Regions from separate parts of the Homo sapiens genome. Here all the other regions are linked to region 2. A link is a contact called in ENCODE Hi-C or POLR2A ChIA-PET data. All regions are on one chromosome and are shown on one strand. Each heading gives the region's core, a stretch centred on a gene start or an enhancer-like site at or near the end of the contact. The rest is flanking DNA. Distances are from core to core; before and after follow the strand shown.

Region 1 (2,700 bases), core at 1-2,500, 890 kb after region 2:
TGGGAGCACTGTGCAACTACATAGGTTGGACGCATATGCAGCTGGTCCTGCCTCTTGCACTTACGATTGCACACACTATTGTCTGCCAAATTGGGATGTATTCCTTTGGACTGCTATCCAGACCTTTATTCATTTTTTGAGCACCTACAATGTGCCAGGAATTGTGCTAGTGGTGGGGATTCCAGATAAGAGCGAGCATTCAATTCAATCATATCGGGTTTCTACTATATAACAGGTCTTGTTCTAGGTCCTGGGGATACAGCTCTGAACACATTAACACGGGGCAGAGACAAGGAATAAATGGGTTAAAGATCAGATAGTGACAGGTGCCCAACAAAAACTTAGCACAGGACGATGTGACACAGGGTGACTATTTGAAATGGGTTGTGGTGGGGGGTGCCGGAGATGATATTTGAGCTATGAGTTTAGTGAAAATAGTGGGCAGCCCTAGCTCCATGGGGGTGTGGGTGGGGAGGGTTATCTTAAGCTTGGGAAACAAGGCAAAATAAGGAAAGGGGGGAGAGAGAGACTATATACGGCAGAGTGAACACAGGTGGTAGCTAAGGGAAGGGATGAAATCATGGGACACCTCCAGGCAACAGCCTCCAGGGGCTAAACCATCGTCTTGGGTAAATGGATGGTTTGAGAGCAAAGGCGGGAGCAGCGAGTCCGGTGAGAAGGTCCTCACAGGAACCCAGGCTGGTGAGAAGGTCCTCACAGGAACCCAGGCTAGCGAAGCGGTGGCTCGGACTAGGGTGAAAGTAGCGGAGGTAACGCTGGGTGAGCCGCACCCGCGTCTCCCACGAGGTCCCCCCAGTGAGGTTAGCGGGTGCCGCGCCGAGCGCCAAGCTGAGGAGCCGCCCCCAGGGGCTGGCGCTAGTCTGCAGCGGCGCCGACGTGGCCGGCGCGATCCGCCACGCACGTGTCCGGCTCCAGGCCGGGGGCGGGGGCGCGCGGGGGTCTCCGGCTCCTCCCCGACTTCTGGGGCCCGGGCGCCAGCTGGCCCCGAGCCTCCAGTCCGCGGGTGCGAAGAACGGAGCAGATGGGTCGGGAACAAGGGAGCTGGGTCAAGGCGAGGAGGGGGCGGCCGGGCGCGCGCGCTCTGGCCTCGTGCACGCGCTGAAACCGGAGCGCGCAGGGCGCGCCAGGGTGAGGGGGACGGGGGCGGGGTGGGGGCAGCCCTTTCCCAGGCGGTAGCGGGGGCGGCGTCGCTGTTGCCCTTTTAAGCCGCGGGGCCGCCGCCTCCTGCCGCTGGAGTCGGTTACAAAGGAAGCGCCACCCAGGCCGCCACACGCCGAGGCTTCCGCGCCCCTCGCCATTTTCCAGCAGCGCTCGACGAGGCGGAGCCGCGAGAGCGCGGCCCAGGCCGGCCCCGCGGGGCGGTCGCGGCCGTGACGGCGGCTCCGGGCCCGGCTCCCCTTCCGCGCCCGGCTCCCCTTCCGCGCCCCTCCCGCCGGAGATGAGGGGAAGATGTCCGTGTCAGGGCTCAAGGCCGAGCTGAAGTTCCTGGCGTCCATCTTCGACAAGAACCACGAGCGATTCCGCATCGTCAGTTGGAAGCTGGACGAGCTGCACTGCCAGTTCCTGGTGCCGCAGCAGGGCAGCCCGCACTCGCTGCCGCCGCCACTCACGCTCCACTGCAACATCACGGTGAGGCGCCCGGCCGCGGCCCCGCGGGGCAGGGCGAGGACGGAGAGGGGGCGCTTCGAGTCCCGGGACAAAGGGGAGCCTGCCCCGGAGAGGCTCCGGCTCCCCGGGCGGGGCAGGCCCGCCCCTTTCCCCCGCGACTTGCCCATCCCAGGCCGGGCTGGGACTGCGCGAGGCTTGGGTGGGAGGAGGCGGAGGGCGCGTCTTTCCGGCTTCTCGCCAGGGGCTGGCTTGGGGGCTTCTGGCCCATCTCGGTCCCCGTCTCCTAGCCCCGAGGGGGGAGTCCGCGGCGGCCCAAGCCCTTGTGGGGTCCATGGCCGCCCTCAGCCGGCCTGCTCCCGGGACCGGGGCGGGGCGGGGCGGGGCGGCGCAGCTCCGGCTGTTGTTTGAGCCCAGGCCGGCAAGGGGAACGGCCCTTAAGTTTTAACGCCTCATTTTTCAGTCGGATTTTCCTTCTTCCCGCTTGTTCAGCCAATTGTTTTTAAGTTTGCGTTTAAGGAGAAACTGACAATGAGAATGGACTCGTTGACGGAGGAAAAGTTGGAATGCAGACTCTGGTGCTGTTTGAGCGACCCCTCTCCCCCGGGCCTGGCTGCGCGCTGCTGTGTTCTGGAAAGGAGCATAGTACCGTCGTTGCGGCAGGTGGTGTTGAGTGTGTATTCGTGTGGCCCCTCCCTTGTGTGTAAGCCTCGAAAATGGATAGGTGAAAGGAGATACGCGCCAGGGCTGCTCCCCGGAAAGATCACGTATGTCACAAAGCCGAAAAGACACTTTTAAAAACTCACTCATTAAGCGGAAATCTCATTAGAAACCCAAGGCTTGGTAAAGGAATTGAAGTATTAAGTTTCTCCATAAAAGTGTATCGTGAAGCTATTCGTCGTGAAATTGATGTAGGATATTGGTCCAAACTGCAGAATATTCTCTTGGTTATAATAGGCGTCAAGGTGGTGGCTTCGGGCTCCTTTTCAAACATGGCTAAAACCAAGTCTTGTTTTTAACTCCCTTTGGTTGAGTCAGTGGGTACTCAAGTGCCTGCAGGGTGGCTGGCGTTTG
Region 2 (2,700 bases), core at 42-2,541:
AAAACTGTCCCAGGGCGGGGAGCGGAATAGGGCCCCCACATCTCAGACTCTCCTACCCTCAAGCAGTTAATTCTCACCCCCTGCCTTCCTCTGTCAACGGTGGGGGTGATTCCAATAACTCTTCTCAGCTTCCATACTTCAGGTGCTCTTCGTGAATGCTGGGTGGCTTTAACCCTTGGGGGTCCCAAACAAGTTTCCAGAATCCCACTGTCCACCATTCTCCCCCAAAGAAGGTCCCAGAAAAGGTGAAGTTCCGTGTCTTCACGCAACACGGGCATAAGCAGCAATTATCGCACGAAGTTTCCCTAGGGTGGTCGGGGATCCTCTCCTGCCACTCCTGGGGCCCCTCTCTTGTCGCCTTAAGGTCCATGCTACCTGTCTTGAGGAGCTGTGTCCAGGTTGTGGGCTCCGGAGGACCGAGGAGTGAAAGGCTGGAGGTACATCTGAAGGTGGAGGCGCTGGCGGAAGATCCTGCCGGACTAGGTGGCCCACAGTCCGGAGTTTCAGGCCGTCTGATCCTCGTCCGCAACCCCTGGCTCGGGTTGCGATCGCTTCGCGGAGCCTTCTCCAGCTGCGGGTTCCCCTAGGCTCCTCTTGGACGCTGGCGCGGCTGGCGGGGACGAGGGACCAGGATGGGGATTCGGGGGCTGGTAGCCGGGCTGTCGCGGATCCAGCGCGTCCTTGGAAAGTAGGATGGCGAGGCCGGGCACGTTCTTAAGTACGCTGAGACTAGCGGCCGGCTCGCCAGGCGTCTGACCCTGCGTGGGCCCAGGCGGGAGGCTCTGCCACACCTCGCGTACGCTCCGGTAGCGCAGCCGCGTGACCTGGTGCAGGCCCGCCAGGCGGCGCTTGAGGATCTCGGCGCACGTGACGGTTTTGGTGGTGGCCCGGCCGCAGCCGCTGAAGACGATGGCGCGCGTGGCTGGCTGCGCCATGCTGGCGGTGGCGAAGGCCATCAGGTTCCGGATCTTGCTGCCTTCCTTGACCCGCATGTGCACCGCGCCCGGCGCCAGGTCTGCGAAGGGGCCGGAGCCCGGGCCGCCTCCCTCGGCCCCGCACCCCGCTGGCGCCTCTTCGGAGCGCACCTTACGGAAGTTCTCCATGCGCCGTCGTCGCCGGGACCGCCGGCTTTGCCATGGGGCGGCCTCAGCCCCGGGGCTGCATGGCCGCCGGTCGCGCCTTGCAAGGGCCAGCAGGGGTAAGGGCGCCGGAGCAGCGCAGACGCCGGCGGGCGGGCTGGGACGGCGCGATCTCGGCCCCACTTCTCTCGAGCGGGCGCCGCTCTACTCAGCGCTCTCGGCGCCGGGTGCTCCGCGCCTTTAGCTGAGGCCCCGCCCCTGCCGCCAGGCCCCTCCCCTGACCCGGCCCGGCCGGGCCCGCCCGGGCCCCAGCCTCACTAGCCTTTCCTGGCGAGTCTGGGTCCTCAGCTACGCGGGCGTGGGAGCGGGCGCGCTGCGGGGCGCATGAGCAGGTGAAGGTGAAGTTCCACTATAATCGCCATCAGCGCTCTGAGAGCCAACCCTCACAAACCGGCAGTCTAAATAAAAGCTGCGCTTGCCGTGCAAACACTGCTTCAAATCCGGTATCCGAGCCCTTCCCATTTGCAACTGAAGGCCGCCCCTCGTCCCCTCCCAGGGAGAGATTTCCAAGAGGCTTGCTGGGGCCTTGCCCCTCCTCCCCCGCCCCGGGGAACACCCCCACCTTTTTTCCGCTCCCAAGTATTCTTGCCTCAAGGACAGCTAGTGCGCGGTCAGCAGAGTGCGGGAGGAGCTGGCTGCGGCTCCACTCCGCGCCTCCCCGCGGGCGATTACGTCGCGGCGTGGTCCTCGCGGGGCGCGGAAGACCCAGACTTCAGCCTCGCCACGCCTGCCCGGAGCTCGAGGCTCCCGGACCCCCGTCCACCCCTGGGACGTGAGGAGTGAGGCTTTGGGCCAGGCTGTTCCCCGAGGCGCGTGGGGAAGCGGGCGTGACCTCTTCTGAAAAGGCGGTAGGCTCGCTCCACCCAGGCCCTAGAGCCCACCCTTAGAGCTGCGCGCTTTAGGGTGAGCCAGGCACGATGCCTTGCCAACGTGGCCGCCCCCTTCCTCCCAGGCGGAATTCGCTCAGGCAACATTGGCCCCTTGAGATCCAGTGGGGTCCTTTTCGAAAGGAGGCTAGGTGAACGCAGGTTTTAAAAAAGAGAAGGGAGGGGCCGGGCGCGGTGTCTCACGCTTTTAATCCCAGCACTTTGGGAGGCAGAGGTGGGCGGATTACTTGACGTCAGGAGTTCGAGACCAGCCTGGTCAACATGGTGAAACCCCGTCTCCATTAAACGTACAAAAATCAGCTCGGCGTTGTGGCACGCTCCTGTAATCCTAGCTGCTCGGGAGGCTGAGGCAGGACAAGCGCTTGAACCCGGGAGCTGAAGGCTGCAGTGAGCCGAGATCATGCCACTGCACTCCAGCCGGGGCGACAGAGCAAAGCTCTGTCTCGAAAAATGAATAAATTAATTAATTAAATAAAATACAAAAGAGAAGGGAGGGATACCCCATTCTCCAGGATGTGATTATTATGCATTGCATGCCTGTATCAAAACGTCTCATGTACCCTCTAAATATAGACACCTATTGTATACCCACAAAAATTAAAAAGACTTAAAAAAAAATAAAAGAGAGAAAGAAGGGAGGAAGATGGGGAGTTGAAGCCCTGGGGGCATTATGG
Region 3 (2,700 bases), core at 163-2,662, 560 kb before region 2:
CCTCCACGCCTCTGACCACGCAGCTCCTTCTTTTCCAGCTAACTCCCACTTGTCCGCAAAGACAATTCAAGAGTCCCTTGGAGCAGCCTGTTCGCACCTATGCACTCACACAGCACCTTGTTTGTTTAGACCCGCCCAGTGCCTCACAGCAACCCCATCTGGGTTCACTGTCAGAGCTCTGAGCCCACGGGGCTACTCGTCCCAAAGGCATACAGCATGTCCCAACATCTGACTTCGAAGCTGGGACAGGCCTGGCTCCGGGAGGGACAGAGGCTTCTACCTGGGGTAGCTGAGCTGTCCAAAGAAGTTTCAGCCATGTCGAGCCCCTGGCGTTGCCGAAATCCCCCACCCCACGGTGCCACAGCACCAGGGCAGCCCCTAGGAAAAGCCAGCCCCTCAGAGGCCCTGTGCTAAAGACCAGAAATTGCCCCTGGGTCTCCGCAGGAGTTCTGCAATGGGGAAGTGAGCCCTCCTGAGGCCTGGCTGGCAGGAGGCTCTTCAAGGCCAGCATCATGTGGACTTCCCCCAACCACTCGCGTTTCTGCACAGCAGCCACGGAGACCTGGGGGCTGCTGAAAAACGAGATCAGAAGGCAACGTCAGCCTGAGTGGGCTGAAACCTGAGATGAGGAAATGAGAAGACGTCAGGGGGCTGGAGGACATGGGTTTGAGGACAGCCAGCACCCAGCACTGCAGCTGAGGCCTCCTGAGGGAGCCAGAGGGAAAGCAAGTCCCCTCCCTGCGGCCTGAGTCTCTGCCAGTGCCCAGCACTCCCAAAGGATCCACCCCAACCTGAGAGACCCCAAAGACATTGGAGCAGCCCCAGACACCTCCTCCCAGGGCCACAAAGGCCCCTGACAAGCCCACAGCAGTCCAAGGCCTCCAACTGGAGTCATCTTTGGTAAATCTGGGGCCCATCAGCACCCACTGCCCTTCCTGGTGCCCTAAGCATGCTGGCAGGGGGACTGGAAACTGCATCCCAGTTTGCAGTGGGTGTATGTCTCATACACCCACAATACCTGATGTGGGCGTGACTCACCTTGGGGACCTGTGAGTCAATAAGGGTGTATGAGTAAGGGGCAGAGCATTTCAACTTAGTCCCATAGCACATGAGCTCACTAAGCAAACATTACCTATGTCTAGATTTGGGGCCAGTCACTACCCACTGGAGGCTGTGGGCTCCAAGGTATGGCAGCAGGGGAGGCCAGCCAGGCTCTGCCCAGCTTGCCCCTCCTTGTGAGGACGGACCCAGCCAGGCCTCCCGCATCCGCCCTTAGACTGGGGGACCCTGGGTGGGGGTAGAAAGGGGGACTGAAAGTGGTGTCTGGAGTTAAGCCCATCTCCTCATCCCCCACCATGGGGATCAAGATGGGGGCTAAGAGTCACCCCACCACCACCCCAACCCACTCTGAACGCAAAACAGAAGGGGACAAGCAAAACAGAACTGAAACTGGGCAAAGGAGAAACAGGTCTGGGCCCGCCCCAGGGACCTCTGTATCTCACCCCTTACCCATACACATCCTGACCAGGGCCTCTCCCCCAGCCTGGGAAAACCTTTCAAGCTTGGCCCTCTCTCACCTGGGCTCTCTCAGCCTCCTGCCCTCCCCCATCTTCCCTGCTCCCAGCCTCATGCTGCCCCAGGCCTCACCCCATCAGAGCTAAAAGGACCCCAGGCTGGGCATCTGTAGATCAGGGATCTGGTCTCCCTCTGCCACTACCTTTTGGGATGACCTTTGGGAAGTCATTCCCTTCTCTGAGCCACAGTTTCCTCATCTGGCCTGGGCTGTGGGCATAGAATCTGCAGGTGAGGGCTCTAATGGGTGAGTTTCAGGCCAGGCTGAGACTTTTCACATTATAACACTGAGGCACCCAGCACCTTGACTACCACTCATCCTGGGGACTTGGGAAGGGACAGAGGCTGGGATTGGACAGTAACAGCCAAGACCTTCCCAGGGCACAAACGCTGCCTCCCTGAAGCCTGCCCTGACTGTCCATGCAGGTCACTCCCATCACTTCACCTCCTCCTTCCCTCCACTCAGCACCAGCCACCACTGGGTCACATCTATGTCCCTTTGGCTCTGCAAGAGCAGCCTGGACCCCTGCATCCCCTACCCCAGCACAGGCCTGACACCAAGCAGGGGCTCAACAAAATATGTGTTGAAGGCCAGGCACAGTGACTCATGTCTGAAATCTCAGCACTTTGGGAGGCCAAGGCCAACAGATCTCTTGAGTTCAGGAGTTCGAGACCAGCCTCGGTAATGTGGTGAAACCTCATCTCCACAAAAGATACACAAAATTATCTGGGTGTGGTGGCATGCACCTGCAGTCCCAGCTGCGCGGGAGGCTGATGTGGGAGGATTGCTTGAGACCAGGAGACGGAGATTGCAGTGAGCCAAAATTGCACCACTGTATTCCAGCCTGGGTGACAGAGCAAGACCCTGTCTCAATGTCTCTCTCTCTCTCTCTCTCTGTGTGTGTGTGTGTGTGTGTGTGTGTGTGTGTTGAAAGAATAAAGGCAGAGAAAATAACAAGTGTTGGTGAGACTGTGGCAAGATTAGAGCCCTCACACTCTGATGGCGGGGATGTAAAATGGTATCACCTCTGTGGAAAGCAGTTTGTCAGTTGCCCAAAACGTTGAACACAGAGTTACCATGGGATTCTGCAGTCCCACTCCCAGGTAAATAGATGTTCCAAAGAGTTG

The links. A loop is a pair of places that touch in the nucleus more often than their neighbours do. ChIA-PET counts read pairs that join two places held with the same protein, here RNA polymerase II (POLR2A). Pooled maps may share reads with other maps.
Region 1: a loop to region 2 is called in a map of CD8-positive, alpha-beta T cell, with 6 times the contacts of the local background. The contact joins the promoter of UBE2Q2 here to the promoter of RPP25 in region 2. A Hi-C loop is called at or near these places in 1 of 168 maps with a recorded cell type or tissue (CD8-positive, alpha-beta T cell) and 1 of 50 pooled maps. POLR2A ChIA-PET finds 5 or more read pairs at or near these places in 2 of 52 experiments (T-cell and activated CD4-positive, alpha-beta T cell).
Region 3: a pooled map shows a loop between it and region 2 (2.9-fold over the local background). The contact joins the enhancer-like site here to the promoter of RPP25 in region 2. A Hi-C loop is called at or near these places in 2 of 168 maps with a recorded cell type or tissue (CD4-positive, alpha-beta T cell and ovary) and 7 of 50 pooled maps.

The regions. Positions count from the first base shown.
Region 1 is chr15:75,842,197-75,844,896 of GRCh38, forward strand. UBE2Q2 (ubiquitin conjugating enzyme E2 Q2) reads left to right here and starts at 1,251. Exons shown (of 13, transcript NM_173469.4): 1 at 1,251-1,650. The coding sequence starts at 1,471. RefSeq lists silencers at 832-1,011, 1,052-1,191, 1,332-1,411, 1,662-2,061 and an enhancer at 1,333-2,230.
Region 2 is chr15:74,955,481-74,958,180 of GRCh38, forward strand. It overlaps RPP25 (ribonuclease P/MRP subunit p25), which reads right to left and starts at 1,292. Exons shown (of 1, transcript NM_017793.3): 1 at 1-1,292. The coding sequence starts at 1,103. The coding sequence ends at 504. RefSeq lists enhancers at 1-41, 42-975, 976-1,909 and a silencer at 935-1,584.
Region 3 is chr15:74,396,084-74,398,783 of GRCh38, forward strand. No RefSeq gene overlaps it. Among named protein-coding and RNA genes, the nearest start is that of MIR6881, 14 kb to the right of the region's middle. RefSeq lists enhancers at 178-247, 268-337, 388-737, 419-1,618, 788-987 and 3 more. Within about 2 kb of position 1,413, at least 9 of the 41 ENCODE cell types and tissues checked have a DNase peak (open chromatin) inside an H3K27ac peak, as active enhancers do.